Regions from separate parts of the Homo sapiens genome. Here all the other regions are linked to region 3. Evidence: chromatin loops called from intact Hi-C (ENCODE). Cell type or tissue: endothelial cell of umbilical vein. All regions are shown on one strand. Region 1 has its middle 19 kb from the start of ALDH3A1. Region 2 holds the start of MAPK7 (mitogen-activated protein kinase 7). Region 3 overlaps LOC105371574 (a long non-coding RNA gene). Region 4 overlaps EPN2 (epsin 2). Region 5 holds the start of B9D1 (B9 domain containing 1).

Region 1 (5,000 bases), 320 kb before region 3:
ATGAGCTTATATAATTAAAAAAAAATTTTTTTTTTTTTTTTGAGACAGAGTGTCACTCTGTTACCCAGGCTGCAGGCTGGAGTGCAGTGGCACGATCGCAGCTCACGCAACCTCTGCTTCATGGGTTCCAGCTATTCTCCCACCTAAGCCTCCCAACTAACTGGGATTACAGGTGTGTGCCACCACGGCTGGCTAACTTTGTGTGTGTGTGTGTGTGTGTGTGTATTTTTTTGAGATGGAGTCTCACTCTGTCGCCTTGGCTAGAGTGCAATGGCGTGATCTCGTCTCACTGCAACCTCTGCCTCCTGGGTTCAAGTGATTCTCCTGCCTCAGCCTCCTGAATAGCTGGAATTACAAGCACGTGCCACCATGCCCAGCTAATTTTTGTATTTTTAGTAGAGACGGTTTCACCATGTTGGCCAGGCTGGTCTCGAACTCCTGACCTCAGGTGATCCGCCCACAGCCTCCCAAAGTGCTGGGATTATAGGCATGAGCCACTGTGCCTGGCCTAATTATGTAATTTTTAAAAACAAGGTTTTTTTAAGTATAGGAAAACTAAAAGACTAGGAAAGATTTGCAGTAAATTCAACAGATGAAGGGAGGTTAAAGTAGGGGAAAATGTTAGGAGAAAATCCAGAAATTCTCTTTGCTCCTGACAGCCCCACTTCACCAATGGTGAGCAGCAGAGGGGCCTGAAAGGGTAGTGGGTTTGAGAGGCCCTGGTGTCCTGTGGGGCCCTGCCACATGCCCTGGTTGCCTCCTGTGTGCGCCGACACTGACCTGGGTGAGACGCCTCACTCCCTGGGCTTCCCTGTCCTTGTCAGTAAAGCAGAGACAGAAACACAACATGCCTCTTGGGTTTCCTGCAAGAGTTAAATGAGCTGCCGTGGAAAGTGCACATGGCAGTCCCTCCCTGAGGCTGGTGTGGCCAGCAGTGGGAGTAGCAGAGGGAGGCTGAAAGGACACGGGAGGCCTCAGGATCCACTCTGTTGTTTCTCCTCATTGGCCATCAGATGTGCTTCCTCTTTGTCACATCTGTATTTTGGAAACGTAAACCCTCCTTTCCATGGAACATGTGCTAAAATAACATTTCTTAGAAAAATTGGTCTCAAGAATATATCGTTCACTCAGTAACAAAGGAGTCAGCAGTGTGACAAATGTCAATTCAAAACGGACCTGAAAACTGAGGTCTGTTTTGGAAACAGGATGCTTATTACATAAGTAATTTGTGAAAAATAAGTTGCTTATTTTGGTAAAGGTCACAGTTTCCTTTTACGTCTATGGTCATAGAAACATTATATGGGTTGTTACGGAGGAAGTCTGGGGCAGGATGGTCCAAGATAACCAGGTGTGTAGACCAGGGGTTGACAAGCTTTTCCTGTACTGAAAAATACAAATATTTTAGGTTTTGAAGACTGTCTGGTCTCTGTCGCAACTGCAGGAGTCCCACCTTATTCATGAGGTTATGCTCCAAGACCCCCCAGTGGATGTCTGAAACCTTGGAAACTGCCAAACCATATATGTATGCTGTTTTTCTCTATACAATCACATAGTATAGGGTGGATCACATATGCGGCGTGGACATGACAGACAAAGGGAATGATTTGTGTCCCAAGTGGGATGGCAGAAGACTACATCACACTGCTCAGAATGGTGTGCAACTTAAAACTTAGGAATTGTTTATTTCTGGAATTTTCCATTGTTTTCTTTCTTTCTTTTTTTTTTTTTTTTTTTTGAGACAGAGTCTCTGTCGCCCAGGCTGGAGTGCAGTGGCATGATCTTGACTCACTGCAACCTCTGCCTCCTGGGTTCAAGTGATTCTCCTGCCTCAGCCTCCCCATTAGCTGGGATTACAGGCCTTGTGCCATCACGCCCAGCTAATTTTTACATTTTTTGTAGAGACGGGGTTTCGCCATGTTGGCCAGTCTGGTCTTGAACTCCTGACCTCCGGTGATCTGCCAGTCTCAGCCTCCTGAAGTGCTGGGATTACCGGCGTGAGCCACCGCATCCAGCCTTAAACAGAATTTAATGAACTGTTAGTTTACAGCATGCAAATTTTTCTCCATTGGTAGTTTTGGAACATACTTGTTTTTCTGCTGCTTTGAGAAATGAGGTGTTCTACTTTTAATCTTCCTGTGTGTTATTTGGACAAGTTACCTTCCCATCCTGAGCCTCAGTTTTTCCATCCATTAGAGAAGATAAGAGGACTACTACTTTCTAATCCTACCTGTGTGGGGAAAATGCTCTTTGCACAGTGCCTGGCATTTAGCAAGTGCTCAACAAATGGTGGCAGCAAGCAAAGTGAAGCTCTCCCTGCCATGCTGGGATCTGATGCCCCTGTTCCTAGCAACAGCTGCCTACAGTGCCGGGGAGCCAGGCCTTGGGCTGTTGCCCTGTCTCTCAGCAGGGCTATGTAAGCATATTGATTTTTGCAAAACCAAGTTCTGGTTCCTTGCTGTGGGGCTGACAAAAAACCATGGGGTCGATCCTCTATAAATATTTTAGCTATGTCCTCTGTTTTTTAAATACAAAATGTGTACTCTAGCCCTTGCCTGTCTGAATTGAAACAAACTCTTTTGAGGTCATGTGCCTCTGGACCCCCACAGCCACACACTGTCAGCGGCAGGCCCCACCCCTGGGACTCATGTCCCACCTCAGTGCCTTCTCTGCCTTTGGAGAAGGAGCTTAGGTCAGGCCCCACACACCTGTCCAGCCCCATGTGTCTCCCCGACCAGCCCTACTGCCAGCAGCGCCCCGTGGGCTGAGCCAGACCTGGGCCAGCCCTCAACCGGCAGAGGGCGCCCGCCCCCAGGCAGTGAGGCTTCTCAGGCTGCTCCCTGAGAAAGGACAGTGTCTTGCATGGGGAGGGGAGAAGGGACAGTGAGGTAACTTCTTCCCAAGGGGTCGCCAGCAGGGACCCCTTTGAGAGTCTGAGGAAAACCTCAGAAAAGGCACAAACTCACAGAAAACGTGAGAGCTGCCCTCTTGGTGCCCCCCTGTCACTAGATGTTGGGGACTCCCAGCTCCCCGGAAGCCCATCTCCCTTCTTAAGGGAAGCAGTGAGGTGAGTCCTCAAGTCCCTTTTCCCCAAAGAAGCTCTGCTGTCTTGCCCCAAAGATTCCTCGATCCCCTCTTGGGGCTGGTCAGATCTGCCCTTGGCTTGAGAAGGGGCTGGGGAGCGAGCCTGCCCCTAAGGAGACTCGGACCTGCAGAACTAAGGGCCACCCCCAGGAGGGAAGGGCTGCCCTCAACACACGTCCCTTCTGGGGCCTGCCTCTGCTCGGCAGGGCAGGGGGTGCCCCATGTGGAGGACTGCTCTAGATGGGCTTTTGTAGGTGAGAAAGGTAAGACCTCAGGCCTACTAGCGCATAGAAGAAAAAGATTCTGGCCGGGCTTGGTGGCCCATGCCTGTAATCCCAGCATTTTGGGAGGCCAAGGCAGGTAGATCACCTGAGGTCAGGAGTTCAAGACTAGCCTGGCCAACATGGTGAAACCCTGTCTCTACTAAAAATACAAAAATTAGCTGGGTGTGGTGCCTGGTGCCTGTAATCCCAGCTACTTGGGAGGCTGAAGCAGGAGAATCACTTGAACCCAGAGGGCAGAGGTTGCAATGAGCCGAGATCACGCCATTGCACTCCAGCCTGGGCAACGGGAGTGAAACTCCATCTCAAAAAAGAAAAAAAAAAAAAGCCTGCTGCCAGGAGGTCTGATGTGGGGCAGGTGGGGTCTAGGGTAGGAGTTCCCTTCCCTGGATGTTTCCTATGCCAGAGGCTAATGGACAAATTTTGAGAAATTGTGATGTTTGGCTTGATATTGGGTCTTTTTTTCCTGTCATTCATGCCCTCGAAGCCATTTGTTAAGCACCTGCTCTGAGTTGGTGCTATACTATGACACAAGGGAGAACGCCAGGGCATGGCCTGCCCTCATGAGGCACACACTGTAGATAGGACGTTGATAAAGACAACATGACAATTGTGACTAATGCCACAGAAGACAGGTAGATGATGTTGTTATGTGGACTTGTGGGAGGGGAACTGGACCAGCCAAGGAAGTCAGGAAAGAAGGGAGCATGAAGCCGGCGGAGAGGGGAGTGTTCTGAGCCGGGGACCAGCATGTGCAAAGGCCAGCAGGTTTGCTTTCTGCAGTGCAGTAATCACTTTCGGAAATCATCTTGTGTGTATTTTTACTTGTTTATTATTATTATCACCTCACTAAAATGTCAGCTCTCTAAAGCCAGGAACCTTACTGTCTTACTGTGTCCCTAGCTCCTAGGACAGTACCTGGGAGATAGTAGGTACTCAACATATATCTGATATTTGTGGAAAATAATGGCTGACATACACTGCATGTCTTCCCCATGCCAGTCAGTTTTTTTTTTTTTTTTTTAGACGGAGTCTCACTCTTGCCCAGTCTGGAGTGCAGTGGCGCGATCTCAGCTCACTGCACCTCTGCCATCTGGGTTCAAGAGATTATCCTGCCTAAATCTCCCAAGTAGCTGGGATTACAGGTGCCTGCCACCACGCCTGGCTAATTTTTGTAGTTTTAGTAGAGATGGGATTTCACCATCTTGGCCAGGCTGGTCTTGAACTCCTGACCTCAGGTGATCCACCTGCCTCAGCCTCCCAAAGTGCTGGGATTACAGGTGTAAGCCACTGCGCCCTGCCTGCCAGTCACAGTTCTAAGCATTTTATATGAACCCACAGCCAGCCCATGAGGAAACTGAAGCTTAGAGAGGTTAAGTAACTTGCTTAATTTCTCATAGGTGGTGAGTCCCTGAGCCAGGATTCTAACTCAGGCAGGCTTCCTCCAGAGCTCATGTTCTTACAGCCCATCTCTAGATGTAAATGAAGCAGATGGATCTGCTTAGGTGCAGCTTTAAGCATGTTTATGTATATGTGAGCAAGTCGGGGATTTCAGCTCACAACAGAACACAGGCTGTCAGCACTGTCACTGTGTGACTGCAGGTCAGAGAGTCTGGGTGGGAAGAGAGAGAGGGAGAG
Region 2 (5,000 bases), 69 kb after region 3:
AGTGTTCTGTGATTGATTAGTGAAGTCTGCTATGGGAATAGGAGGGTGTGGTCATAGTAGGAATGTCCTACATTTGACATCCTATATACTAAGATTCTATAAAACTGTAAAATCATCTGTACACTTCTTGAGGAATAACAGTTGTCCCTGGCAAAACTCTAAAGAACTGGTCCTAGAACTGCGGGAATTTTCCCAGCCTGCTTCAGATTAGATTCAGCTGCCTTTCCAGAACTTCGGCAACATGGTTGCAGCCTTCAGAAAAGTCCCAAGTCTGGCTCCCTCTCCCATCCCGCTTCTTACACAGATTTGAATTCGCCATAGGGCACGGTGGGCCTCAGGATGTCCTTGATGGCGATGATGTTGTCGTGTTTAAAGTGCTTGAGGATCTTCAGCTCCCTGAGGGTCCGCTTGGCATTGGTCACCACATCGAAAGCATTAGGGATCTTCTTGATGGCCACCTGCTGGCCTGAGGAGCAGGGAAAAGGGACATACCAGAGGATACCTTGGAGAAACTGCAGAGTCGACTCAGCCCCTATCAACACCTCCCTTCTAGGATGCAAATGACAACAGCTACCAAGTATTGGGTACCTACTATGTGCCAAGCCCTGTGCTAAGCATGTTACCTACATTATTAAATGTTACCTTCACAACTCCCCTGCGGGGCAGGTCCCAATAGGTCAACGTTAAAGAGAAGGAAATATGGCTTAGTAACTTGTTGGAGGTTGCACGGATGCCCAGTGGTGTAGCTCAGCCTCTTATGCCTACACCCTCTCCATCTCAGACCTCACCCATCCCACCACCAGTTCCTTATGCCAGTGTCTGGCTCCAGAACACATTTCTCTCTTAGACACGAAGGACTGGCTCTCCATTCTGGTCTAACTGGGACTATCATTTTCCTAAGGAGGAAGTAGGCAGGCAGGATGGCAAAACCACCAGGCCGGAGTTTCAGAGAACCGAGCCTCCCCGGAGCCTGGCAGGCAGAAGGCCCTGGTCAGTGTGTGTTGACTGGAGCCAGAACTCGCACCCCGCTTTCCTTCCCGGCTGTCTGGGACAGGCCGGTTTCCCACTCCCTGCGACGCTGCCACATCTGGGAGGCGACGGCTCAGGAAGCTCACCGGTGAGGCGGCGGCGGGCGGAGGACACCACTCCATAGGCCCCGTTGCCTATGGTCTCGATGATCTCGTACTCGTCGCCCACGTCAAAGGTCACATCGAAGGAGCGGGCTTTAAGCAGGGCCAGGTTCTTGGCCGCTACAGAGGCAGCGGTGTGGGCGGGTTCGGCCTTCACGGGCCCGGGGGGCTCCGCAGAGCCGTCCTCGCCGTCTTCCTCCTTCAGAGGCTCGGCCATGGTGTCTGTGTGGAGACTCGGGTGAGGAGAGGACCACCTACCGTGGGCCTCAGTGTCCCCTCTGCGGGCTGGGGAGCAGGACCAGGGAACTTCCCAGTTTCCTAAACCGACAAGGGCAGAAGCGCGCGGCTGGTTCGTGGCAGACTAGCTACCCCAGGGGTCCGGGCCCAGAGCCGGGGGCCCGCCAGGGTCGGGGGAGGGGTAGGCGAGGCGCGGGCCAGGAAGAAAGGGAGGGGCGGGGCACCTGGGTTTCCTCAGGGCCGCACTCACCCCCGCGCCTCCTCAAGGCTTTCAGAGGTCCCGAGGCTCGCCGGCCTCCCGTCCCCAGCGCGGGGGTCTCCGAGGGTGGCTCACTTACTTGTTCAAAGGCCGCAGCCACCACCTCAGCGTCTTGAGCTGCCCTGTCCGTCCCCCTCCGCCCCGCCTCCCAAGGCCACGCTCCCTCCAGCTCCTGGCCAATCGCTGAGCTACTGCTGCGGAGGGTCCTGCCCCTTCTACCTACTGCGTCCAATCCTAGCCCACCGGCCGAGAAAGCCACGCCTGGCGCGCGCCGCTGTCCAGCTCGCCGGCGGGAGCCGCCCAAAGGGTGCCCGGCACTTCGCAGGGGTGTGCTCCCCGCCCTGCACCGCCTTCAAACGCATGCGCACTGGCAGTCGGGCGCCAAGTGAATGGAAGGCAACGCCCCTGCACGTAGCGCGCGCGTCCCCATGAAGCTCTCAACCTCATCCGGCCAATCACAGCTAGTCCCGTGAGCTCGGGGAACTGCCCGGCCTGAGATGCCCAGGTCTGGGACTGTTACCTTGGCTACTGGCTCCCGAAGTCCCCTTCCGCCCAGGGAATTGTGTCCGCCATTTGCTTGGTCCCAGGAGCTCTGGGAATGTGTCATCCCCGGTAGAGGGTGCCCGTCACGGCCAACCACAGAGATCCCGGTCCTCCGGGATTCTAGAGCGTCCGGCCGAACCCTCCACTGACTTCCGGTGGCTGAGCCTCTCCGCAGCTTCCGGCCAAGTTGGACTGCAGCTCGCGGTTTCCTGGCTTCTAGGTATCTTCCCTCCGCTCGTTTGTCTGTCCCGCGATTCCCGTGCTTTGGGCTGCAGCGGAGTTAACCGAGGCGGCCGCCCAACCTCTGCTCCTCTGCGGAGCCCGCGGGTGGGCGGAGCCCTCGCTGGAACCGAGCTGTCCCGACCCACCCCAAAATCCGATAGTTTATTCGTTCATTCATGTAGCAAATGTTTATGGAGCACCGCCCCTCTAAGGCTCAGTGCCGGGAGGCGAAGGTGGACATGGTGGATACTGTGAGCTGGAAGGAAAGGTTTTCTAAAGGGAGCTCGAGGTAGGGCCGAAAAGAAGTGAAGAATTTTGGTTTCACTCCTAGGCGGCTTCTAGAAAAAAGCAATATGTATGCATATTCGTACCTACCTCCCCTTTGGTGTACAAAAATGTAGCATATTATGCTCTTTTCCTGAAGATCATTCCATATCAATAACTGGAGGGGTCCCTCACTTTTAAACAACTTTTAATAACATACCATAAAACTCATCCTTTTATAGTGTACAATTCAGTGTTTTTTGGTATATTCACAGTTGAGCAGCCATCATCACTACCTAATTTTAGGTAGAGTGGTTTATGGAACATTTTCATCGCCCCTAAAAGAAACCTATGTGAACCAAGTATCTGAGACAAGTCTCAAGTCAATTTAGAAAGTTTATTTTGCCAATGTTAAGGACATGGTGGTGACAGCCTCAGGAGGTCCTACAACATGTGCCCAAGATGGTCGGGGCATAGTCAGCCTTTATACATTTCAGGAAGACATAATACATAAGTCAATACATGCAAGATTGACATTGATTTGATGTGCTTATTGGCCATTTGTCTCCTTTGGGGAAATGTCTGTTCAATGTCTATTCTGGAAGGGCGGGACAACTCAAAGGGGAGGGGCTTCCAAGTCACAGGTAGATTTAAACATATCCTGATTGGCAGTTGGTTACAAGAGTTATTATCTATAGAAAGGAATATCTGGGTTATGATAAGGGGTTGTGGAGACCTAGGGTTTTTTGGTTGTTTATTTTATTTTATTTTATTTTATTTTATTTTATTTTATTTTATTTTATTTGAAGAGTGAGTCTCACTCTGTTGCCCAGGCTGGAGTGCAGTGGTGCGATCTCGGCTCACTGCAACCTCCCCCTCCTGGTCTCCTGCCTCAGCCTCCCGAATAGCTGGGATCACAGGCATGAGCCATCAAGCCCGGCTTTTTTTTTTTTTTTTTTTTTTTTTTTGTATTTTAGTAGAGATGGGGTTTCACCCTGTTGGCCTGGCTGGTCTCGAACTCCTGACCTCAAGTCATCCACGCCCCCCTGCTCCCGGCCTCCCAAAGTGCTGGGATTACAGGCGTGAGCCACTGCACCTGGCCAGGAGACCTAGGTTTTATTATGCAGTTGAAGCCTCCCAGTAGCAGGCTATAGAGAGAATAGACAAATATTTCTTATCAGACTTAAGGTCAGTGTTGATGTTAATGTTGGAGGGGTATAATAAGGCATGTCCAACTCTCACCTCCCATCGTGGCCTGAACCAGTCTTTCAGGTTAAATTTTAGGGTGTGCTGGCCAAGGAGGGAGTCCATTCAGATGGTTGCAAAGGGCCTTCTAATTTTATTTTTGGTTTATACCCATTAACGGTCACTCCTCATTCCTCTTTCACCAGAGCCCTTGCAACCACTGAACTACTTTCTGTCTCTATGGACTTGCGTATTGTGGATGCTCTATACTAATGGAATCACACACTGTGTAGTCTTTTGTGTTTGGCTTATTTCACTTAGCATAAAGTTCATGTTGTCATATTAGCACTAATTTTTATGGCCAAATATATTGCATTGTTTAGATATACCATATTTTGTTTATCCATCAGTTTATGAACATTTGGGTTGTTTCAACTTTTTGGCTATTATGATAATGCTTCTGAGAACATTTGTTTACAAGTTTTTTTGTGGACATGTTTTCCTTTCTCTTGGGAGTGGGATTGCTGGGTCACATGGTAAACTATTAACTTCTTGAGAAAGTGCCAAGCTGTTTTCTCCAGCAGTTGCACCATTTTACAAATTCACCAGCAATATTTAAGAGTTCCGATTTCTCCACATCCTCACCAACACCTCTTTTCTTTTTCTGATACTGAGTCTCACTCTATCGCCCAGGCTGGAGTGCACTGGCACGATCTCGGCTCACTGCAACATCTGCACCCCAGGTTCAAGCAATTCTTCTCCCTCAGCTTCCCGAGTAGTTGGGATTACAGGTCCCCACCACCATGTCCAGCTAATTTTTATATTTTTATTAGAGATGGTCAGGCTGGTTTCGAACTCCTGACCTCAAGTGATCCACCTGCCTCAGCCTCCCAAAGTGCTGGGATTACAGGCATGAGCCACAGTACCCAGCCTTATTATTATTATTATTTTTTAATTATAGCCATCCTAGTGGGTGTGAAGTGATACGTCATTGTAGTTTTGATTTGCATTTCCCTAATGACTAAGGATGTTTTCACGGTTTATTGGCCATTTGTCTCCTTTGGGGAAATGTCTGTTCAATATCTATTCAAATCCTTTGACCTTTTTTTTTTTTCTTTTTGAGACAGGGTTTCACTCCAGCCCAGGCTAGAGTGCGGTGG
Region 3 (5,000 bases):
TTTCATTTCCAAACGAAGTCACATTCTGAGGATCTGGTAGACAGTACCTGGAGGAACACTACTCAATCCACTACAGATCTATCTCTTGCTTACAGATTTTCTGGCTCTCTGATTGCTGCTTTGCTATTAAGGACTTTGACATTGGGTATATCCAATAGCCTTCCTGATCTTTAGTTTTCTCACTAGTTCAAGGAGGTATAATCTTTGTCTGGTCTGTTGTTCTTTCCTAAAAGCCCTGTAAATGCAAAGTGACCCACAAACACAGAAGGAGATAAGAAACCAAAGAACAAGGCAGACAAATCCAGTTTGTCAGTAAAGGGTGATTTATTAGGGAACTTACACACAGAAGTGTAGTCTTCTATGGCCACGAGACAGGCAGATCTGTGTACTGCAACCCCTGAGACCCATGGCTTATGTATCGGGAGGGAAGTCTACATGCTCCGGAAGGAATGTGTAGATAGCTGAAAGAATGCTGAGGGTGTCATGGCCTATGATGTGTGCAACAACATCAAGGGTTGATTAGGAGGGAAGGCAAAACTTACAGTAAACAGAGATTTCTACATAAAGAATAATACATCAACTAGACATCTTGGAGGCATTCCCAGACTCGAGGTTAGTCAGGAGTCACATGGTGGATTAGCATCTGAAATAGAGTTACCCTTGTCCCCACAGCTGCTGTGGTTTTACAACAGCAGATCAGAAAAAAGGTCCCCTTCAAACCTCGTATTGAAATTTAGATCCCCAATGCGGCAATTTTGGGAGATAGGCCCTGGTGGGAGGGGTTTCAGTCATGGGGGTGGATCCCTCATGAATGAATTAATGTCCTCCCATTAGTTCACAAGAGAGCTGGTTGTTAAAAGGAGCCTGGGCCAGTGTGATGGTTCGCATCTCTAATCCCAACACTTTAGGATGCCAAGACAGGAGGATTGCTTGATGCCAAGACAGGAGGATTGCTTGAGGCCAAGTATTCAAGACCAGCCTGGGCAACACAGACATTGCAACATCCCTGTCTTTACCAAAAAGGAAAAAATTAGCCAGCCATGGTGGCATGCACCTATGGGCCTAGTTACTCAAGAGGCTGACGTGGGAAGATAGCTTGAGCCCAGGAGTTCAAGGTTACAGTGTCCAGCCTGGGTGACAGAATAAGACCACGTCTCAAAAAACAAAGAAACAAACAAACCAGCCTGGGACCTCCTCCCTGCTTTGCTTCCTCTTCAGCATGTGTGATCTCTTTGCACATGCCGATTCCCCTTTCACATTCCACCTTGAGCTGAAGCAGCCTGAGACCCTCACCAGAGGCCCAATCTTGAACTTTCCAGCCACCAGAATTGCAAGCTAAATAAACCTCTTTTCTTCATAAACTACCCAGTCTCCAGTATTCTGTTAGAGTAACACTAAACCTCTGCCTCACTTGTTCAACCTTTCATTAAATATATTTGTGTTGAACACCTTTTTGACACCCAGTTCTGTACATCTTTTGACCTGATATGATCTTTTGGAGTAAAGAATAGAGGAATTGGGGTGACATCAGCAAGATGGCAGAATAGGAAGCCCCCACCCTTGTTTCCTTCACAGTGACACCAAATTAACAACAATATATAGACCAAAATACCTTTATGAGAACTCTAGAAACCAGTGAGGAAGTTGCAGTACCCCAAGGCAAGATCAAGCCAAGAACAGTGCATTGAAATCAGTAAGAAGAGCCATTTCACTTTATCTGCAATTGTCCCTGTCCCAAGCTAGCACAGCTCGGCTTTTCTCATGGCTTCTCCCTTAGGTTAGAGGGAGGGGAGAGAAGAGTGCCCAGCGTTCCAGCTTCTCAGAAGGCTGCCCAGAAAACTAGTTTCTGTCTTACTTGACTCAGGGCACTAATGGAACCAGAATAGTTTGGATGCCTGGAGGATGCTGAAAGCAAGGGAGAATGGGGTGGCTTACTGTGCCACCAGAAGGCCTGAAGTGCGGCACACAGAGGATGGCATGACTCAGGGTAACTGGGAGGTGCTCAACTCATAGGTCTTCCCTTGGCAGGGAGGTAGAAGAGTGGGCTGTTTGGCTGGCTGTCCAGCTTTTCAGAGAGCTGCTCCAAGGACTGGTGAATGTCTCATCTGATCTAGGGGAGCTGACAGGGAACCAGCATACTTTGGATGGGGCCTCTGAAAACAAAGGAGAGGAGAGTGGCTTGCTGCTGTGGCACCAGGGAACCTGCAGTTCTAGAGACAGACACCAGAGGGAGCCAAAGATTATGATCTTCTGAAAAAGAAACTGGCAAACCTCTCTAACTGGAAAATTACAGGCAAAGCTCAGAGGAATTGCGTCCTCCTAAAAAGATTTCAGAGGCCCCCAGAATCTCTAGGTGTGGCTGATTGGTGAACAGAATTCCCCCGTACAAACCCAATCCATAAAGACTGAGAGAGAAGGCTATTTTTTTTCAAATGCGTACAACTCAACAAAAAAAATATCACAAGCCACACAATAAAGCAGGGAAATATAACCAAATCAAAGGAACAAAATAAATCTCTAGAAACTGCCTCCGAAGAGATGGAGATCTATAAACTATCGGATTAATAATTCAAAATAATTGTCTTAAAGAAACACAGTGGCTTCTTTTCCGACAAAACACCAAATGGCGGATGACGCCGGTGCAGCGGGGGGGCCCGGAGGCCCTGGTGGCCCTGAGATGGGGAACCGCGGTGGCTTCCGCGGAGGTTTCGGCAGTGGCATCCGGGGCCAGGGTCGCGGCCGTGGACGGGGCCGGGGCCAAGGCCGCGGAGCTCGCGGAGGCAAGGCCGAGGATAAGGAGTGGATGCCCGTCACCAAGTTGGGCCGCTTGGTCAAGGACATGAAGATCAAGTCCCTGGAGGAGATCTATCTCTTCTCCCTGCCCAATTAAGGAATCAGAGATCATTGATTTCTTCCTGGGGGCCTCTCTCAAGGATGAGGTTTTGAAGATTATGCCAGTGCAGAAGCAGACCCGTGCCGGCCAGCGCACCAGGTTCAAGGCATTTGTTGCTATCGGGGACTACAACGGCCACGTCGGTCTGGGTGTTAAGTGCTCCAAGGAGGTGGCCACCGCCATCCGTGGGGCCATCATCCTGGCCAAGCTCTCCATCGTCCCCGTGCGCAGAGGCTACTGGGGGAACAAGATCGGCAAGCCCCACACTGTCCCTTGCAAGGTGACAGGCTGCTGCGGCTCTGTGCTGGTACGCCTCATCCCTGCACCCAGGGGCACTGGCATCGTCTCCGCACCTGTGCCTAAGAAGCTGCTCATGATGGCTGGTATCGATGACTGCTACACCTCAGCCCGGGGCTGCACTGCCACCCTGGGCAACTTCACCAAGGCCACCTTTGATGCCATTTCTAAGACCTACAGCTACCTAACCCCCGACCTCTGGAAGGAGACTGTATTTACCAAGTCTCCCTATCAGGAATTCACTGACCACCTCGTCAAGACCCACACCAGAGTCTCCGTGCAGCGGACTCAGGCTCCAGCTGTGGCTACAACATAGGGTTTTTATACAAGAAAAATAAAGTGAATTAAGCGTGAAAACAAAACAAAAAAAAGAAACACAGTGACCTTCAAGAGGACACAGATAATTAAATGAAATTTTTAAAAATGCAACAACAAGATGAGAAAATCAACAAAGAGATAGAATGATAAAAAAAAGAAAGAAGCGGAAATTTTTGAGCTGAAGAATATAGCAACTGAATTGAAAAATTCACTAAAAGAGTTCAAAAGCAGACCTGATCAAACAAAACAGTGGACTAAACAACAGGTCATTTGAATCTTTGAGTCAGGGAGCAAAAAGAAGAAAAAATGAAGAAAAGTGAGGATAGCCTAAGAGATTAATGGGACATCATCAAGCAGATCAACATACACATTAAAGGCATTCCAGAAAGAGAAGAAAGAGAACTTATTTAAAGAAATAATGGCTGAAAACGTCCCAAATCTGACAAAGGAAGTGGACATCCAAATTCAACAATCTCAAAACAAATATTAGTAAATTAGTAAGATTATTAGTAAGATGAACTCAAAGAGGCCCATACAGAGAGACATGTTATAATCAAACTATTGTCTTTAAAAGAGCAAGGGCAGTGACTCATGATGTACAAGGGAGCTCCCATTATAGTATAAGTAGATTTCTCCACAGAAATTGTATAGGCAAGAAAGGGGTGGGATGATATGTTCAACATGTTCAGAGAAGAAAAGCTATCAACCAAGAATACTATGACTGGCAAGACTGTCCTTCAAAACTGAAGGAGAAATACGCATCTAACAGCAGAGCACCCAAATGTATGAAGCAACATTGACAGAATTAATTGAGAGACAGAAAGTGGCATGGTGGTTGCAAGGGACTGGGCGGAGGAATGAATGGGGAGTTACTGTTTAATGGGTACAGAGTTTCAGTTTTGTAAGACGAAAAAAATTCTGGAGATGAATGATTGTGATGGTGGCACAATAATGTGAATGTACTTAATGCCATTGAACTGTATGCTTAAAAATGGTTAAAATGGTAAATTCTGTTACATTTGTTTTACCATAAGTTAAAAAAAAATTTTAAATTAATAGACATGGTAAAAGCAAGAAAATATCACACATAATCAGGACAAAAATCCATCAATATAATAAGATTCATAAGTGACATAAATGATGCAATTAACAGACGTGATATAGAAAATAGATATCATAAATATGGTTCACGTGCTCAAGAATGTAGAAGATGAGGAGATAAATAGAAAATATTTTTAAAGAAACATTAGATGGAATTAACAGCAGAGTAGGTATTTGTATTAGTTCATTCTCACATTGCTATAAAGAACTACCTAAGACTGGGTAATTTATAAAGAAAAGAAGTTTAGGCCAAGTGCAGTGGTTCACGCCTGTGATCCTAACACTTTGGGAGGCTGAGGTGAGTGGATCACCTGAGGTCAGGAGTTCGAGACCAGTCTGGCCAACATGGTGAAACTCCATCTCTACCAAAAATACAAAAATTAGCCAGGCA
Region 4 (5,000 bases), 190 kb after region 3:
TAAACTCAGAAATCGCTCTACTTTAGAAACTTGTGCCGAGAGGCCAAGGAAGAACTGTTTACTTGCCCTCCAAATATACACTGGCTACATCCATGCCCCTAACCCCCCTTCTCGCTCCAGCCCCCCTCTTTCCTTCAGCCACCACAGGGAGGACCAGGCCAAGAAAACAGGGATGTTCTTCAGCATATTTATGCCTCACAAGGAAAACATAAGCCCAAGGCCTCAGGAAGGCCAGGTCTGGTGACTCAGTGACTGCAGACTCAGCTGCTGCTGGTCAAATGCACCAAGGTGACAGCTATAATTTACTGAATGCCTACCATGTGCCAGGCACTGACCCAGGGGTTTCATGGCACTGATCTTGCTGCACTTTTGCAAGGCAGGCATTACACAAGAGAGAGGATAACATACAGCAAATCACAGAACTGGGATGAAGCTCTCAGCCACAATGCCTCCTGTGAAACTCAGAAGTGCTCAATCCTAAACCTCCATTCTACTTATATTACTTCTATGTGGTTGCCCTTCTCTGTTCCAATATCATCATACCCATCTAAGACGCTCCTTGGAAGATGTGAGGTTTTTCCACCAACCAGCTTTCAAGGCCAACCCACGTAATTTCTATCCTGGAACTCCCTCCTTACTAGTGAACGCTTTCCGGAATGACTTGTCCAAACAAAACCACTCTCATGGGCCCCAGGGATGGGCCCCACTTCTCTTCTCTTCTAAAGTACTGATCCTAGTCACCAAGTATTTCCAGTTCACCCACTTCTAGGCCTATGACAGAAGTGCATTTTCCCACCTCCTCTGAAGTCAGCCATGGCACGGCAATGAGATGAGATAGAAATGATGTGTGTCACTCTCTGCTGAACAGTAAAAGGCAGGTGCCACATTCCCTGCGGTGGTGACAGTGGGTGCCTATGTCAGGATGGAGCCTCCTTATCTATCCAGAGACAGGAAAGCATGTCTACACAGGGACTCATGTACCATGTTCACAGCTGTGTTACTCACGACTGCCAAAGACTGGAAACAACTTTGTCCAATTGATGAACAGATCAACAACATGTGATCTATCCACACAATGGAATATTATTCAGCCTTAAAAAGGAAGTTCTGGCCCATTCTACCATATGGATGAACCTCGACAACATTACACTGAATGTAAGAAGCCAAACACAAAAGCCCACACACTGTATGACTCCATTTATGTGGAATGTCCAGAACAGGCAAATCCACAGAGACAGAAAGCAGACTGATAGTTGCCAGGGGCTGGAGAGAATGGGAGGGGAAATGACTGCTTAATGGGTACAGGGTTGCTTTTGGGGGTAATAAAATGTTCTAAAATAAGATTATGCTGATGGTGAACTTTATTGCAGTTGCCAGGGGCTGGAGAGAATGGGAGGGGAAATGACTGCTTAATGGGTACAGGGTTGCTTTTGGGGGTAATAAAATGTTCTAAAATAAGATTATGCTGATGGTGAACTTTATTGCATGGCAAATAAATTATGCATCAATAAAACTGTTTTTGTTTTGTTTTGTTTTGTTTTTGAGATGGAGTTTTAACGCTCCTGTTGCCCAGGCTGGAGTGCAGTGGTGTGATCTCGGCTCACGGCAACCTCCGCCTCCTGGGTCCAAGCGATTCTCCTGCCTCAGCCTCCTAAGTAGCTGGGATTACAGGCATGTGCCACTACACCCAGCTAATTTTGTATTTTTAGTAGAGACAGGGTTTCTCCATGTTGGTCAGGCTGGTCTTGAACTCCCGACCTCAGGTGGTCCGCCCGCCTTGGCCTCCCAAAGTGCTGGGATTGCAGGCATGAGCCACTGCACCTGGCCTGTTTTTTTTTAGATGGAGTCTTGCTCTGTTGCTCAGGCTGGAGTGCAGTGGCACAATCTCAGCTCATTGCAACCTCTGCCTCCTGGGTTCAAGCAATTCTCCTGCCTCAGCCTCCCAAGTAGCTGGGACTACAGGGATGCGCCACCATGCCTGGCTGATTTTTGTATTTTTAGTAGAGATGGGTTTCACCACGTTGGCCAGGCTGGTCTCGAACTCCTGACCTCAAGTGATACACCCACCTTGGCCTCCCAAAGTCCTGGGATTACAGGTGTGAGCCACCACTCCCAGCCAATAAAACTGTTAACAAAACAAAATAAGACAAAACAAAAAGCTTGTGCCACCATCATCCTAGGTTCATGAGTGACTATGAGTGAAGTCTCCTGACTACATACACTGGACATGCCCCATGAAAAAGAAATGAGCCTCTGCTGTTAGGCCACTGAGGTGAGAGGGTTGGCTGTTCTCACATCATGTAGCCCATCCTGATACACCTCAAACACATCCACGCTATCATAAGTTCATACCGAAAATGTGTCTAAGGCCAATTAACTTAAATCCTGGAAGGAAGCCAAAGGTGTGGTTCTGTCCCAAAGCCACTGTCCAAATCTTCAAACATAAGGAGATGGGGCAGAGGGAAGGGGAGGAATAGAATTATTTAAAGACTCTGCCTAGATCAGAATAATTCCTAGCCTGAAAAAAATTTATAACTCATAAGACAATGAACTAACCTTCCAAAAATATAAAAAACACCTTCAGAAATTGAGAAAAAACCAATAACCCAAGAGAAAAATCGAAGAACTGTCCACAGAAAACTATAAATGGTCCTTAAACATATGACAACATGATCAGCTCCTCTTCAGAAAAATACAAATTAAAACTATACTGAGATATTATTTACAAGTGTCAGGCTGGCAGAACTCCAAGCATTTGACTACACCTTGTGTTGACGAGTCAGTGGGGAATCAGGCATCAACACCGCCAGTGGGAGTGCAACATGGAACAAGCCCTGTAGAGGGCAACTGGGCAAAATCTGTCAAAATTACAACTGTGTTTCCTCTTTGACTCAGCAATGTGCCTGCGGGATGCCACCCTGCAGGACCACTGCAATGTGGGAAACGATGTGCACGTGAGACAACTGTCGCCGGCATGTCATGAAACAAGCTGGAAACAGCCAGGTGCCTTTCCTCAGGGGTGAGTATTCAAACAGGGACAACTTCACAGTGCAACACAGCTGAAAGAGAATGACAACCATTCTCCATGCACTGATATGGAAAAATCTCTACAATAAGTTAAAAAAAGCACAAGATGAAGAACAGTACACACAGAATGCTATCTTTCATTTACTGAAAAGGGAGAAATAATAATACACAATTTGTGTTTGCTGTACTTGCATTAAGAAAAACTAGAAGGGTATTCAAACTGCTACAGGTGGTTACCAGGGAGGAGGGAGGACAGAGATGAGATCAGGAGTGAGGGGCAAAATTTCTTAAAATATATTTTAATATATTTTCATTTTAGAAACGTGACTGTATTGCCTATTCAAAAGAGCATTTCATTAAAAAAAAAAAAAGTTCCATTCTCAAAAAAAAGAAAAAATACCAGAGCCACATCAAAGCCTTTGGCCAACAGGTCTCAGATGCCAGGGCCAAGAGCAGCCCAGGAGTGACCACCAGCCCAGGTCCACCTGTGTCCTTCCGCCACCAACCCGTGTAAGAGCCCATTACCAAGACCTGTGAAGCTGGAGGGCAGGGACCCTGCACCGTCCCGCGTCTGTCCCTTCCTTTCTGTGACTCTCTTCCAGGCCCCTCCAGCTTCACATTTGGAAGGCTATAAATGGCCTTTAATGCTTCCCCCACTGTCAATGCCCCCATCCAGCCTGCTATCCACTCAGTCTGGGTTTCCTTCCTCCTGGCCCTCTCCCATGGGCTGTCCAAAGCATCGTGCACAAATCCAGCACAGCCCTGTGTCCCTCCCATCATAAGGTAGCAGATTCAAGAAGGGAAGAACCAGAGCTCCTGGCATCCACTTGTGCAGCAAGTCCTTCCTCAGCTTCTGCTTTCCTGCTACCTGCCAGGCACTGGGCTGGTGCTGAAGGATGGAGGTCAACCTGACACAGTCCCTGTCTGCAGAGAGCTCCAGTGGCACAGTCCACAGGGAGTGTGGAAACATAATCCTACAGTGGAAGTCTAAAGGGCACAGGACAGCAGACTGGGCTTTTAGGCCAGCCATGGAGTGTGCAAGGGGGCAGACGAGGTGGGTATGCAACAGGCAAAGCACATTCCAAGCAAAATGAGGAAAAGCAAGTGAAGAAACGCCACAGGCCAAAGCAGTAAGGCAGAATACCCATGGTAAAGATAAAGAAGTCCGTCCCTTCCTCCGGGCATTTAGGAGCGAGGGGTCGCTCTCTCAAGGCCCATCTGCGAACAAAGTCCCATCCACCTTGCTCTAGGCACCCTTGGCCTTTTCCCTGGAACTAGGCAAGCCTGGCCTTCATTTAATCAGGGAACAGGGAGAGTGTAAAAGAGAAAAAAACAAAAACTGCAAGCAAAGATCAAAAGTTTTGACCCCTAAAGACCCAATACTCAGCCGGGCGCTGTGGCTCATGCCTGTAAACCCAGCACTTTGGGAGGCCGAGGCGGGCAGATCACAAGGTCAGGAGATTGAGACCATCCTGGCTAACACGGTGAAACCCCGTCTCTACTAAAAATACAAAAAGTTAGCCAGGCGTGGTGGCAGGCGCCTGTAGTGCCAGCTACTCAGGAGGCTGAGGCAGGAAAATGGTGTGAACCCGGGAGGTGGAGCTTGCAGTGAGCCGAGATCGTGCCACTGCACTCCAGCCTGGGTGACAGAATGAGACTCCATCTCAAAAAAAAAAAAAAAAAAAAAAGACCCAACACTCAAAAGATGCCAGATCAATAACCTACGACTCTCACATTTGACAAAAACAGCAGCAAAACCATGTTTCCCTATCACCAAAAGGAGAAACACCTGAAGCTAATGGATTCCAAATTGTATTTCCATAAGCCTTATAGGGCGGTTTTCAAAAAATCACAAATTTCCAAGACTTGATTCAGCAGCCGCTATGTTATATAATGAATTTTTTTCTTTGAAGGCAGATAATATTTGTTTCCCCATTCCAAATTATAAACTGATTTTTTCTTCCAAATGGAAA
Region 5 (5,000 bases), 83 kb after region 3:
GGGCTCTGAAGGCTACATAGGAGTTCTCTGGGCGGATAGGTAGGAGATGATGAGCTAGGTAGAAGGAACAGCATGTGCAAACCAGGAGGCATGAAAAAGCAGGAGCACCCCAGGAATGACTTCAGCAACAAGAATAGCTGCAATGTATACACCTACTATGTGCCCATAAACTTTTTAATTAAAAAAAAAAAAAGAATAGCTACAAATGTATGGAACTTTGACATATATTATCACATTTAATCCTCACAACAACCCCCTGGGTGTGATGAGGAAACCGAGGCTCCGAGAGGTTAAAGGACTTTCCCTGAGTCACATAGGATTCCACTGCAGGCAGTCTGATTTTGAGCTGGAGGGGTGAGGGGTGGAAGCTGGGCTGCAGAGATCGCAGGGCTGGATGGAAAGAGATGCATGGTAGACCTGCAAGGCCCTGGGACCCGGAGCTGAGCTCTGAGGCTTCAGTCTCCTGAGGTGCAGGGTCCAGGCTGGCTGAGGCCTCCAGCAAGAAGGGCCCAGACAAATGGCTTGGCCAGGCCAGCATCTTCCTGGACACCTGGTGCCGCTGTGAGGGGGCCCTCATCTCCCAAGAGTGGGTGCTCACAGGCGCCAACTGCTTTGACAGGTGGGTGCACAGCCAGGAGGGGTGGTGGAGAGGGGCTCCAGGAGGGTGGCCCCCAGCCTCTCCAGCTCTCCACCTCCCCTTCACCTCCTCTCTCCACAGTTGGCCTTGGTCCCACTTCAGTGTGACCTTGGGTCCAGATCGACTGCAGATGGACTCTTGTGAGATCAGGTTACCATGGGGGAGCTGCTCTTGTCCTCAGCAGGGCCCGAGGGCTCTGGGTTTGGTAGCCTGGTCCTGGCACAACTGGCAAGGGGCAAGGCCTCCGTCGCTCACCAGCGCTGTGCAGGCCGTCCCCCTGGCCACTCAATCCCACTGTTCCCTCTTCCTGAGACAGCTCTGCTGGGGCCAGGGGTTTGAACCCGATTTCAGTAAGGATGGGAGCAGAAGCCTGGGATGGTTGAGAGACTGGGGGAGGCAGATGGCCAGGGTGGAGCTTGGGACCCTGCAGGGGCTCTGGCCAGCTGCCCGGCAGCACCATGGCCATAGGCATGCAGGGAAGAGGGCTGGCGCTGACACCTGCTCTGCTCAAGCCAGCTTCCAGCCTCACCCCTGCCCAATGGCTGACAGCCCCGCCTGCCCAATGTGCTGGAAGCTTCCCTGAGGGGACTGCGTGGGAGTGTACCAGAGGACAGAGCTGTACTAAGAGTGAGGTGGGAGCGAGGAATGTCTAGGAGCCCAGGAAGGCATCTGGGGGTGGAGAGACTTGGCACAGGCACAGGCAGGGAAGCTCAGCAATATATGTTAACAACCAGCATGGCTGGACTGGTGCAGATCGGCTGGATGTCAGCTGGGCTGAGGGTCTGCCCCACCCCATTGCAGATCCCTACATCCCACCCCAAGAGCTGCAGAGTGTCCTGCTGAGATCGCTGTGTGTCAGCATCTGCAGAAACTACCTTCTCCTCCAACCTGACTGTCCTGACCTGAAGGACAGCCTGCCCAAGGACTTCTAGTACACCAGGCTCTCCACTGGGCCCTTGAACTGGTGGTAAGGATTCCAGCAGGCCCTATGCAAGCCCCTATGCAAGCCCCTGAGACCCCTCTCCTAAAGTCGCTTCTAATGCCACTAGACTTGTTAAAGTTAGGCCTGGTCACCCTCCCATCCTATCCTGGAGTCTTCCATTCCCCAACACCCAGGGGTCGGGCTTATTTGTACCCCTGAAGGCCACCCTAGAACTTCCCACCCCTTGGGGAGACTCCCCCATTATGTCCTATTTGAATGTGGGGCCACCTTTGGTATAGCCAGGTCTTAAACTACTGGGAGCCCCCAGTTATTCGATAACTACAAGCATTTTGCTGAAAACTAACTTGTGTGCAACACCGAGCCTCAAAGGCCAAAGGGAGGAAATAATTGGGTGAGACTGATAGAATGTGTGGGAGAAAGCACTTTAACTGGAAAGAGATGGACAGAGCGGGGGAAGAAGGGAGTATGACCCCCTCTCCAGGAGGGGAAATGGGCCCTGTCTTGGGCTCTGGGTGCAGCACTTGGGCCACCAGCCCACCCATCCCCTCCCCCAGCTGCTCTTGTCAGATGTGTGAACTGGTTACCCGCTGCCTCCCTCCCCTGATCAAATATCTTTGCTCACTAGGCAGGGGGTGGTTCAGTGGGTGCAGGCTGGGCTGAGACTGCTCCTTCCCTCCCTCGTGCAGATGGTTGATGGGACTCCCCTAGTCTGCTCCCAAGCTAGAAGCTGCAGAATGTGATGACCTGGGGTCCCTGCTCGGAGCCTGGCCTCCCGGGAGTCTACACACCTGTGAATCCCTTCATTTCCTGGATCCAAGATAATGTCTCCAACGTCTCCTTTGACACCTCTGCCAACAGATGCTGTTGGGGCTGGCCCAGGACAAGACAGAGGCAGTGAGGGTTGTTAGCCTCTGGAGTCCTGGGTTTGAATCCTGACTTAGCTACTTACCTGCCTTTGCCATCTGAATCTGTTTCCTCCTCTGTAAAATGGAGATGTCTTCAATTATTCATTTATCAACAAGTTAGTAGTTACCAAGTGCTTACTCTGTGACAGGCCACTAAGATACAAGACTGTATCTTGACAGATTCGTGGATTTTGGCTAGCAACTCCCCTGAGCGCTGGCTGATTGGGGTGCCAGGCGCCGCCCGCTGCGGGCCTCAGTTTCCCCAGCTTCGAACTAAAGAGCGATGGCTTGGATGTAAGGATTCTTGAGGTCCCTCCCAAGTTTGTTTAATAAACTTTTTCGAGGGCAAGCGTCTCCAAGCCACAGGGGCGCATCCTTTTCACCTGCTTGGACGCTGCTTGGCCCCAGCTGGGGAGGCTCCTCCGAGCACCCGGCATTCCAGAGTTAGCCCCGACAGCTGTGGTCACGTCGCCCGTGCTCTGCAGCGCCTCCCTCCGCGTCCTCGCGGTGGGGCCACAGCGACATCTAGTGGCTGAATGTATTTTAAACACTCGGCTTGCTGAGGGCGTGAGTCGGAGCGCTGCTCCCCAGGACTCAGCTCTCATTCGCCTCTGCGCTTCGGCGGGGACGGGGAGCCGGGCCGAGTCAGAGTGAACACACACTCCCTGCGCGTGCAACTGAGTCGAGCGGTAGGGCTGGCTTTACCCGACAGGTCAACGCTCCCGCCCCAGCTCTCGGTCATACCTGCCCTAAGGAGGGGTGGAGCCTCGGCGTGGATCCCCGCCCCTTGTGCCCCGCCCCCTTATAACGGCGCCCGTTCACTGCGCCTGCGCATGCCACACGCGCACTCGCGTGGCCTTCGCGAAGGTGTCGCTGCCAAGAAACGTGTCCTGCGCGCTACGCCGTCTGTTTCTAGGGCAACGCCGGCGTCTCTTAGCAACCGCGCGCGGCCTAGGTGGGTCCCCCCGGCACCCCCAGACCTGCCATGGCGACCGCGAGTCCTAGCGTCTTTCTACTCATGGTCAACGGGCAGGTGGAGAGCGCCCAGGTGAGCGGCCGTGGACCCCGCCGGGGCCCGCCCCCCAGCGTCCCCCGGGGCCCTTCCCGCAACCCCCCGGGCTGCCCTGTGGCCCCCGGAGAGCCACGTCATTCCTCTGAGCCTCTCGGTTAGGCGGGGGAGGGGAGCCAGCATTGGAGAGCTTGGCGCGAGGTTGCCCGGATCCTGAGTCCCGATGTGCAGGAATAGAAGCAGACCTCGAGATGTTGAGCTAGTACCGAGGTCACACTCGGGCAAGCCTGTGGGCCCTCGCACGGGTCATGCCCACTTGCTTGGATCACTGGCAGGAGCCTCCTGGGGTTAACGCGAGGAGCCGAGGCTTGGCCGAGTTTCCAGCATTTGCGCTGTGTCCCGTGTGGAGTTACTGTCCCGCGTTCTGAATCCCCAGATCCTTGAACTCGGGTTCGAATCCAACCATCCAACAATGGTGGTGGCCTGGAATTGACCCAAGGAAGGTGTGCCTGCTAGGCCCGAGGGACGCTATTCCCCATCCCCCTACACTTTAGAGGAATCATTTATTGTAAATATAAACCAACGCTCACCAAGTCCTCAATATGTCCCAAAGTCGGTGCTCCGCACTGGTCCACCCTTACAGCCTTACCAGATAGGCACTACTAACACCCCCATTTTACAGCTGGGGAAATATACCAAAGGAACTGGCCTGTCTGGGAATTGAACCCACGCCTATCTGACCTCAAAGCTTCACTACACTGTCCTTCCAGGCTGTTGGAGGTGGTGTTTATTATTATTTTATAATATTATTGTGAGGATTGACTGAGACGGTTTGGGTAAGGCTCTGACAGGGCCTGATGCTTTGTAGGTGTCTCCTGCCTTCCTATTTCATCAGGGATACTACTCCATGCTCCCACCCTGTCCGCCTCTGCCTTAGCCTAGTGCCTAAGACCGTCTTTCCCCACTCTCCTGTCCTTTCCTATTAGGGGCTCTCGGCTGGGCTGAGTCACATGTGTCTGTGCTCTCAGCATCAGCGACCCCCCCGCCACACACACACTGACAGTCACACTGTTCCTCCCTGCTCTGCTCTCAGCACCTCCCTCTTTTCAGGGCCTCAGCTCCAGCCTTGCATATGATGGCTTCCTGGGTTCTCAGACCTTTCACTTCAGCACCATTCCCTTACACCAGTGGTCCTCAACCTTTTTGGCACCAGGGACTGGTTTTGTGGAAAACCAGGTGGCGAGGGATGGTTTTGGGATGATTTGGGGACATTACATTTATTGTGCACTTTATTTCTATTATTACCTTGTAAATAATAATGAAATAATTATACAACTCACCATAATGTAGAATCAGTGGGAGCCCTGAGTTTGCTTTCCTGCAACTAGATGGTCCCATCTGGGTGTGATGGGAGACAGTGACAGATCATCATGCGTTAGATTCTCATAAGGAACATGCAACCTAGATCCCCCACATGTGCAGTTCACAGTAGGGTTCGTGCTCCTA

The links. A loop is a pair of places that touch in the nucleus more often than their neighbours do. Peaks named below come from ENCODE experiments on the same cell type or tissue, not always from the same donor. Only the 100,000 strongest peaks of a DNase experiment are listed, where the experiment ranks them.
Region 1: a loop joins it to region 3, with 4 times the contacts of the local background. A loop is called at or near these places in 15 of 110 quality-filtered maps.
Region 2: it touches region 3 in a loop (3-fold over the local background); 106 of 110 quality-filtered maps call a loop at or near these places.
Region 4: it touches region 3 in a loop (6-fold over the local background); 4 of 110 quality-filtered maps call a loop at or near these places.
Region 5: a loop joins it to region 3, with 15 times the contacts of the local background. A loop is called at or near these places in 107 of 110 quality-filtered maps.

What each region holds. Positions count from the first base shown.
Region 1 is chr17:19,764,457-19,769,456 of GRCh38, reverse strand. No RefSeq gene overlaps it. Among named protein-coding and RNA genes, the nearest start is that of ALDH3A1, 19 kb to the right of the region's middle. RefSeq lists an enhancer at 2,544-2,693. In endothelial cell of umbilical vein, a CTCF peak has its summit at 2,784 (motif pointing right); DNase peaks (open chromatin) are centred at 1,266 and 2,796.
Region 2 is chr17:19,375,248-19,380,247 of GRCh38, reverse strand. MAPK7 (mitogen-activated protein kinase 7) reads right to left here and starts at 1,750. Exons shown (of 7, transcript NM_002749.4): 1 at 1,618-1,750; 2 at 1,116-1,352; 3 at 301-466. The coding sequence starts at 1,347. It also overlaps a transcript of B9D1 not described here. RefSeq lists silencers at 1,525-1,784, 1,855-1,914, 2,625-2,674 and an enhancer at 2,125-2,354. In endothelial cell of umbilical vein, no CTCF peak of the experiment used is centred here; a DNase peak (open chromatin) is centred at 1,937; H3K4me3 peaks cover 2,404 bases; H3K27ac peaks cover 1,134 bases.
Region 3 is chr17:19,444,476-19,449,475 of GRCh38, reverse strand. The region is part of intron 2 of LOC105371574 (a long non-coding RNA gene); the gene reads left to right. It also overlaps the pseudogene RPS2P46. Among named protein-coding and RNA genes, the nearest start is that of LINC02094, 29 kb to the right of the region's middle. In endothelial cell of umbilical vein, a CTCF peak has its summit at 2,202 (motif pointing right); DNase peaks (open chromatin) are centred at 495 and 2,225; H3K27ac peaks cover 2,234 bases.
Region 4 is chr17:19,259,024-19,264,023 of GRCh38, reverse strand. The region is part of intron 1 of EPN2 (epsin 2); the gene reads right to left. Among named protein-coding and RNA genes, the nearest start is that of EPN2-IT1, 9.9 kb to the left of the region's middle. In endothelial cell of umbilical vein, a CTCF peak has its summit at 2,815; DNase peaks (open chromatin) are centred at 233 and 633; H3K27ac peaks cover 1,556 bases.
Region 5 is chr17:19,361,040-19,366,039 of GRCh38, reverse strand. B9D1 (B9 domain containing 1) reads left to right here and starts at 3,317. Exons shown (of 7, transcript NM_015681.6): 1 at 3,317-3,533. The coding sequence starts at 3,471. LOC105371573 (a long non-coding RNA gene) reads right to left here and starts at 3,263. Exons shown (of 3, transcript XR_934302.4): 1 at 2,869-3,263; 2 at 2,530-2,560. RefSeq lists enhancers at 2,848-2,917, 2,474-3,258, 3,718-3,857 and a silencer at 3,408-3,677. In endothelial cell of umbilical vein, a CTCF peak has its summit at 2,995 (motif pointing left); DNase peaks (open chromatin) are centred at 3,049 and 3,299; H3K4me3 peaks cover 1,223 bases; H3K27ac peaks cover 768 bases.